Linked DNA regions of Homo sapiens: region 1 is linked to region 2. A link is a contact called in ENCODE POLR2A ChIA-PET data. All regions are on one chromosome and are shown on one strand. The core of a region is the stretch at or near the end of the contact, and the rest is flanking DNA. Distances in the headings are between cores, read along the strand shown. Region 1 holds the start of LYAR (Ly1 antibody reactive). Region 2 overlaps NSD2 (nuclear receptor binding SET domain protein 2).

The links. ChIA-PET counts read pairs that join two places held with the same protein, here RNA polymerase II (POLR2A).
Region 1: POLR2A ChIA-PET joins it to region 2 with 11 read pairs in B cell. The contact joins the promoter of LYAR here to the enhancer-like site in region 2. POLR2A ChIA-PET finds 5 or more read pairs at or near these places in 2 of 52 experiments (B cell and naive thymus-derived CD8-positive, alpha-beta T cell).

What each region holds. Positions count from the first base shown.
Region 1 is chr4:4,287,064-4,291,411 of GRCh38, forward strand. LYAR (Ly1 antibody reactive) reads right to left here and starts at 3,091. Exons shown (of 10, transcript NM_017816.3): 1 at 2,973-3,091. ZBTB49 (zinc finger and BTB domain containing 49) reads left to right here and starts at 3,188. Exons shown (of 8, transcript NM_145291.4): 1 at 3,188-3,289. RefSeq lists enhancers at 1,040-1,578, 1,579-2,116.
Region 2 is chr4:1,899,280-1,903,331 of GRCh38, forward strand. It overlaps NSD2 (nuclear receptor binding SET domain protein 2), which reads left to right. Exons shown (of 22, transcript NM_001042424.3): 2 at 1,347-1,972. The coding sequence starts at 1,376. Among named protein-coding and RNA genes, the nearest start is that of NSD2, 30 kb to the left of the region's middle. Within about 2 kb of position 2,106, at least 3 of the 41 ENCODE cell types and tissues checked have a DNase peak (open chromatin) inside an H3K27ac peak, as active enhancers do.

The DNA.
Region 1 (4,348 bases), core at 1,841-4,340, 2.4 Mb after region 2:
TGTGACAGATTTCAACATCTAGCCCTAAGTGTAAAAAGACAGCAGTTTTTTCATGGGGCTGGATCTAAATAGAGTCCTCTTTTCCTTCCCTGGCTCCCCAACTCCCTCTGCCCAATGTCCAGTCCCAGCGCAGCCAGAGAGATTCTACATGCTTTCCTTCTGGCCACATGCGCATGTTAAAAGAGAAAGGCAGGCAGAAGGCAGTGTTCTTGGACTGGTTGAGAGCATACTTCGGTTCTTGCTCAGTCACTTTAACTCAATTCGGCAGACATTTCCTGAATGCTGACACTATCCTATCCACCCAGATACACCTGGGGCCCTCACGCAGGTCCTCTGCGTGTGCTCCTGGCTGCGTCTTCGTCTGTCTGTATGGTCAGTTTACTGAGCTCTCATCACATGCCATACCCATGAAAAAGATGACGGGGTCTGCACCATAGAACACATGATCATTAGCTCTCTACAAAGCCGTGTCCCATTTATGAACACAACTGCCCCCAATACCACTAAGACTGCTATGATCATACTACCTCCATCTGGAGAGAAAACCTAAGGCTCAGGAGGGTAAGTGAACTGCCCGAAGTCACAGTAAGTGGCAGAGGTGGCCTGAAAGACCAGGCAGCAAGCCCAGGCTCCCACCCTGCCTCCATCTTGACCTGCCATGTCCTAGCCGTTTGCTTGGTGGTTACTCAGCACCTGGGACCTTGAGGTCCTCATCCAAAGAGAAAAAAAATTAAGGTCTCTATAAGATGACTTTCCATGTATAAATATTAGAACCCTAAGTCTTAATTATAAAACCTCTGTGCAGTGGGCAAGGAGACCACCCATGTCACAGGAGAGGCTGTCAGGGTCTGGACAGCAAAGCTAGCTGAGGGGCAGCAGCCAGTGGTCACTAAGGGGCTGGGAACTTGTTAGTCTTCTCTTAACAAGATGGTTGCCAGCTTTTGTTGGACAGGGCCCTGACTCAGGTGTAGAGGATCTGAGCTGGAGCCTACATCTGCTAATGTCAAAAAAGTCATTAAAAACTAAATGACCTCAAAGCACCTTAACTTCCCAGAATCTGTTTATCTGTAAAATGGATCTAATACCTAACTCAAAGCATTGGGTGGAAAGTTAAATAAGACACCAGATATGAAAGCTTCATCCCTGCCCAATTGTAGAAAGGTTTCTCTGTGACCTACTAATTTGCACATCAATGCTATTATACCCAGCCCCCTCCTAAACCCATGCTCCTTTAAATATGACCATCAACCCACCCATTTATGTTCATAAATTCACTCCAACCTTCTCTGGCTCCTCACCCCATGGCTGCCTACTTTACCAAGTTCCCTGATAACATGCCCTTAGGTTTGGTTCTGAGATTGGAATGATTTTTTTTAAATCTTCTTCCCTCTATATTTTTGTATTACTTATTCAATTTTTTTTCTTTTTTTTTTTTTTTTTGAGACGGAGTCTCATTCTGTTGCCCAGGCTGGAGTACAATGGCGCAATCTCGGCTCACTGCAGCCTTTGCCTCCCAGGTTCAAGTGATTCTCCGGCCTCAGCCTCCCCAGTAGCTGGGATTACAGGCACATGCCACCATGCCCGGCTAATTTTTGTATTTTTAGTAGAGACGGAGTTTCACCATGTTGGCCAGGCTGGTTGTGAACTCTTGACCTCAGGTGATCCACCCTCCTCGGCCTCCCAAAGTGCTCGGATGACAGGCACGGGCCACTGCGCTTGGCCTTGACTATTCTTAAAATATTCTTGCATGCACATGCAGACACTGACCTACACATCATTACCACCACTACCACTCAAACAGCCCACCTGAGGGGCCTAGCTGGCAACCCCAGGATATCCCCCACTGAACACTGTGACCCTGAGCATGCCACTGCCTCTATAAACTTCAAGTTATCTCATCTGTGAAACAAGAAGTCAGGCCAACTTGACAAGACTCAAGCCCCTTCCACGGGTAGCATTCTGAGAAACCATGGGTATGGTGCAAGAGAAGGACAGACAAACATACTCTGTCCACCATCCTGCCTAAACCTTTGTGTATGAGGCTGACAAGGGTTACAATGGGTGACATTCACAAGGAGAGAATCTCTCCCTTGTTCCTTGCAAAAGCCCTGGGAAGTAGGTGCACCTATCTCCACTAAACAGATGAGCAAACTGAGGCACAGAAGCCATTTCTCTCTGCCTCCTACCCCACCCACGGCATCACCAGCACTGTTTTAAACACCATCCCTTCACTCGAGTAACTACCATGTGTCAGGCACTATGCTAGACCCTGGGAGCCTCGGGCACAGTGTGAGTAAGTCCCAAGTGGGCCCTCTCTGCTAGAAATCAGGGTTGCAAATACAGACCCCACCTCATCCTCCTCCCTCTCTCCTCAGAGGTAGGTGCTTCAGAGAATCCTAACATTCATGGAGCACCCAAGCCCTCTCATAGGAGGTTAACACATTTCTACTCATGTAATCCTCATCACAGTTCTCCGAGTTAGATTCTATATGTTATGACAGATGAGGAAAGTGAGGCGCAAAGAGGTTAAAAAACTTACACCAGGTCATCCCACATCCAGGTAGTGGCAACCCAGATTCACACGCAGTAGTTATTCTGATCCTAAGTATGTGCTCTGGACCGCTACATCCTAAGGCCTCCTCTTTAGGGACTGATCTCCCAAGGCTCAGAGAAGAGCCCTGTCTCCAACATGCAGCAAGCCTGAAGCCCAGTCGGGCGGTGACCAATCGTCCTGGTTTGGCCAGGCCCGAGGGAGTTCCCAGGACGCCGGACCTTAAGTTTTAAAACTAAAACGAGTTGGTCACCCTAAGTCCAGGACTCCTGCCACTTCCCCAGAGCAGGAGTGAGATCTGAATGGAACTCCTTCCTCCATGCGTAACCCAGAGGGGCTGACGGTGGAAATCCCGTCCCTCCCCTACTCACTCTCTGAGCCCCAGCCTCCCAGGTCGGACCTCTGGGCCACCACCCCTCACCTCTCAGCCAGCGCCCGCCAACGGTTTCAACCGGCCGCGGGGAGCACGTGGACTCGCCGCCGCCAGCCCAGCGCCGCAGCTACCTGCCTCTCAGGCTTCGCGGTGCAGAATTCGCTTCTGAACCACCCAGCGCGCCTGCGCACCGCGGCCACGCCCCCCCCAGTGGAAGTGACGCCAACGGAAGCAGGAAGGCGGTTCCGGCAAGCCAAGGGGGCGTTGTCGTGATGATTCCGCGGCCAGCGGATCGCTGCGAGTGGCCTTGAAGGCAGCTGCTGCAGGTGAAGAGTAGGCGGCGGGGCAGAGAGCGGCCTCCGAGGGTAAGGTGGCCGGCCTTGCGAAGGCGTGCGGGGCTGGCGCTGGTGGGAATGGCCCGGAAGGGAAGGGAGGCCGGGCGCCCGAAGGTGGCCCAGAAGGGCATGGACCCACCGCTCCTTCCCGTCTCTGGGCACTCGAGGATACCCGGGGGGTTGGCGGCTCCTGCGAGAGTCAGCGAGCATTTGCTCTGTGCCGGGCATCACAGGGGACGCGGACTGAGACCCAGACGGCCAGGTTCCGGGCCTGGGAGCCGGGCCTTCTCCCTGGTGCAGCTTCCTCGGCCTGGAAACCCCACCCGCGCCCTCTCATCTCCAGGCTTTGCCCGCTGGAAGCCAGCCCGGCCCGCCTCCGCTACGCGCTGCCCATCTCTCGGCTTCTGTTTCCTTCCACGCTGTAGTTGAGAGTAGCGCTTAAGACGACAGAGCCCACAGCCTAGCTCAGTTTCATTACGGTGTGGCCTCTTTGTGCCTCAGCCCCGCATCTGTAAAGCGAATGTCATAGCGGCACCTGCGTCCCTGGAACCTTGTCGTATTTCATGAGTTGGTGCATGTAAATCGCTTAGACTAGTGGCTGCCACTTAGTAAGTACTCAATAAACGTTAGCTCTTCTCAGCCCTTAAAACAGGGTCTGGCACACAGTGGTGGTCACTAGGTGTTTGTTGCTTAAATGAATGAATGAAAGTTGAGTGGAGGATGCACAGAGTATTGTGAGAAACCTTCACTCCCAAGGTGTGTGTATATGGGTGATAAGGTTTCACTCTGAAAGTGAGCAGTGTTGGGCCTGGAATAGAAGGTGTATTAGTTTGCTAGGACTGCAAACAAAATACTGGGTGGCTTAAACAACAGAAATTTATTATTTTCTCACAGTTCTGGAGGTTAGAAGTCCAAGATCAAGGTGTCTTCAGGTTTGGTTTCTTCTGAGACATTTCTCCTTGGCTTGCACGTGGCTGCTTTCTTGCTGTGTCCTCGCATGGTCTTTCCTCTGTGTTTTCACATCTCTGGCGTCTCTCTTTGCATCCAGATTTCCTCTTTATGAGAACGTCAGTCAGGTTGTATTAGGGC
Region 2 (4,052 bases), core at 856-3,355:
CGTCAGGTGTCCTCCACCTCAGTACTGTGGACATCTCGGGCCGCATAGCCCTGTTGCGCGGGCATCCTGTGCGTTGCAGGAGATGCAGCAGCATCCATGACCGCAACCCATCAGAGGTCAGGGTCCGCCCCCTAGTGGTGGTAATAAAAAATGCTTCCAGATGAGGTTAAGTGTCCCTGGGGAACAAAATCCTCCCCATTTGAGAACCGCTGTTCTAGTCCACGGGCATCTCTGGTCCTTACTGTACTCAGATTTTCCCTAGTGTCTGATGCTATTGATTTCTGGCTTCTCAGAGGGCTGTTGTTGGAGCTTGTGATGGTGTACTCCTGAGAGATGCCTTCCCAGCTGGGGCGGGTGCCTACCTGTTTCTTATTCCTAGCTGTGTTTTGGGGCTCTGGCCCCTTCACTAGATGTCTCAGATTAGGGACTGTAGCTTTGCAGGGAAGACCCCACACCAGCATGCTGCAGCGAGTTACCTTCCTAAACTGCCCCTTCTGCACGTGGGCCTCACTGGCCAGTGTGGTGCACTGGCAAAGTAACCTGTGTTGTGGCTCAGCAGTGTTGTTCTCAAGTAGTTAATCTTCAGGTAGTAGCTAAAAAATGTGACCTTACTGCTGTGTTCTTTCTTGTTTAATTTAGGCCTGAACACGGAGGGGATTAGTGGACTGAGATAAGAATACTGGGTTGAGCATAGCCAGACCTGACTGGGATTGCTTTCACCCTTGGAGACTCTTGGCTTTTTGCTTCTTATTTTCATCAACCTGGAGCTAATCCTGTGCTTGGAGTTGGAATATCTGGTTTTAGACTTTGCTGACCAGGTCATCTTGGGCACATTCTGAGCCTCTGCCTGATACCTCAGCTGTAACAGGAGGGATTGGGATGAGCTCTTTTCCTGTTAGTGTTGATTTTGCTTTTATGCTATTCCCTGTTGTCCTTTTGCATAGGCCTGGCATTATGCCAGCTGCCTCACACATATTAGCTCTTTTAAGTATATGTTGGTGGACAGGTGGAAATCTGTGTTTCAGGGATGATTGGCAAGTTAAGTTATGTGTCCATGGCCACACTGTAGATTATTAGTGGTATGACTGGAGTGTGCTGTCTTGACTGACTTTCATGTTCTTCCTTTAAAAAATGATTCCTTTTTCTTTCAGCTTTATCATTTTGTGATTCCGTGTAATTTTTGTGATACTAAAACTGCCTTCTGTGACCTGAATTATTATAAAAACATCATAAATTGCTTACAAAGAAAATCAGACCCCACAAAGCTGTAGAGGTCCTGGCATACCTATCCTAGGTTTTAAATGTAATTGCTTTTTCTTTCTTTTTTCTTTTTTTTAATACCATAGTGTTCTAAGAACGGAAGCATCTGGGCTGGATGGAATTTAGCATCAAGCAGAGTCCCCTTTCTGTTCAGAGTGTTGTAAAGTGCATAAAGATGAAGCAGGCACCAGAAATCCTCGGCAGTGCCAACGGGAAGACTCCGAGCTGCGAGGTGAACCGCGAGTGTTCTGTGTTCCTCAGCAAAGCCCAGCTCTCCAGTAGCCTGCAGGAGGGGGTCATGCAGAAGTTTAACGGCCACGACGCCCTGCCCTTTATTCCAGCCGACAAGCTGAAAGATCTTACTTCCCGGGTGTTTAATGGAGAACCCGGCGCACACGATGCCAAACTGCGTTTTGAGTCCCAGGAAATGAAAGGGATTGGGACACCCCCTAACACTACCCCTATCAAAAATGGCTCTCCAGAAATTAAGCTGAAAATCACCAAAACATACATGAATGGGAAGCCTCTCTTTGAATCTTCCATTTGTGGTGACAGTGCTGCTGATGTGTCTCAGTCAGAAGAAAATGGACAAAAACCAGAAAACAAGGCGAGAAGGAACAGGAAGAGGAGCATAAAATATGACTCCTTGCTGGAGCAGGGCCTTGTCGAAGCAGCTCTTGTGTCTAAGATCTCAAGTCCTTCAGATAAAAAGGTATTTAGGAGACGTTGTGTAAGGGGTCATGTGACCTTGAGCAGTGAGCATGGCCACCCTATGAGGGCACCTGCACGAGTACTGGGGCGGGCGGAGAAGGTGAGGACAGGCCTGGTACTTCCAGCCACTTGCCTGAGCCCTGGCTTTGGGTTGGAGGGTGGGCTCCAGGATGCCCTGGCACTGCCTCCTCAGTTCTCAGCTGGCTGCTGAGCCAGTTGAGAGGTCTAGAGAGGTGAGCTAAGTGTTCAAGATTCAAATGGCTAAAAAGAGGCAAAGCTTGTTTCTTAACGTGGTTCTGCCAGTTTCAGAGCCCTTGCTTGACAACGTCAGGCTACACTCTTTTCATGGATCTCATCTCCAAGGTGTTCTTTAGCCTGATGTGGTCAGTGGAGACAGGCTGGGCTCTAGAGTGTGACTTCTTAAGTCTGCACCATCTGATGAGTGGGAAGCAGAGCTGTGCAGAGGTGCTCCCGCTGTCCTTACCCTGTGGTCCAGTGTCCACTTACTGTCTCCTCAGCCAGGTGGTCCAGCAGATGGCCTGCCTCCCTGAGGCCTAGGGATGTGTCTTTTGCCTCCTGTTCTTGGTTCCCAGTGCAGAGCCCAGCACACTGAACACAAGCGAATGAGTGTTTCCTTATCCTAACTTGCGATGGAAAGGTGTGGTGGTGCTGCTCCATTCTGCCTGGTGATGGTGTCTCCACGCCTTCACGTGGCACTCGGGATGGCCCTGACACTCGGATGAGTATAAGCCATAGGAAACAACCAAGGGGCCATGGCTTTGGCAGAAGGAAGGAACTCTTGATGGGGCAGCAGTCTCTGTTCATCTGGTGGTCTATAGGGTGTTGCTTTTTAGTTGTAACTCCTTGAAATTGTTAAAATAATGAAGAGCTTTGAGGGTTAAAAAAACGTTTTTTGATTACTCAGGAGCTGTTTAGTTCTCGCTCATGTAATGGCAGTGGTGAAGTTTTTAAATTTTATTTATTTATTTATTTATTTTGAGATGGTCTCTGTTGTCCAGGCTAGAGGGCAGTGGTGTGATCATGGCTCACAACAGCCTTGACCTCCCAGGCTTAGGTGATCCTCCTACCTCACCCTCCTGAGTAGTTGGACCACAGGTGTGCACCACTATATGCCCAGTTAATTTTTTATTTTTTGTAGGACAGGGTCTTGCTGTGTTGCCCAGGCTGGTCTCAAACCCCTGGGCTCAAACGATCCTCCCACCTCTGCCTCCTGAAGTGCTCGAGTTACAGGTATGAGCTACCATGCCCAGCCTACAAAGATTTTTTGAAGTGCCCACAGCAGTATTGAACCTCATGCTTTTGCTTGGGAAGAGGCCTGTGCAAGTTGTCAGAGTCCTAGCTGTTTTGTTTTGAGACAGGGTCTTGGTATGTTGCACAGGCTGTTCACGAACTCCTGACCTCAAACGATGTTCCTGCATCAGAGCTGGCTTTTTCTTTCTCCTCCAACTGAAAAACAAACCAAACAAAAAAATCTGGCTTTTATTCCTAGCCATGTCCCTTGGTTTTGTTAAAACTTGAGTAACTCAACCTGAATTTTGACTCTTCCTCTGGAGAGTGGGGTCAATAAATGTAAACCTGGGTTGCTGTGCAGTAATCTGGTAGCTGTTCTGAAAGTATGTCAGGCCTGATGGGGTGGCTCACATCTGTAATCCCAGCACTTTGGGAGGCTGAGGCAGGAAGATTGCTTGAGCCCAGGAGTTCAAGACTAGCCTGGGCAACATAGCGAGACCCGGTCTCTATAAAAAATAAAATTAGCTGGGCGTGGTGGCACTGCCTGTGGTCCCAGCTACTAGGGAGGCTGAGATGGGAGGATCAAAAAAACATGAAAATGTGTCATGTGGCAGCTCATGCCAGGCTTCACCAGCATGCTTATGGCAAGGTTTTGGGCCGGCCTCTTCAGCTTACAGGTGAGAAAACTGAGGCCTGAGGCAGTGGAACAATTTACTCATGTGTATAGTGCTCTTGAGCAAGGCTAGAGATTCACCCTTGGAGGGTTGGGGCCATGCTGGCTGTGCTTATTTCCACTGGAGAGCAGAACTGTGAGTGGCTTGTGGGGAGGA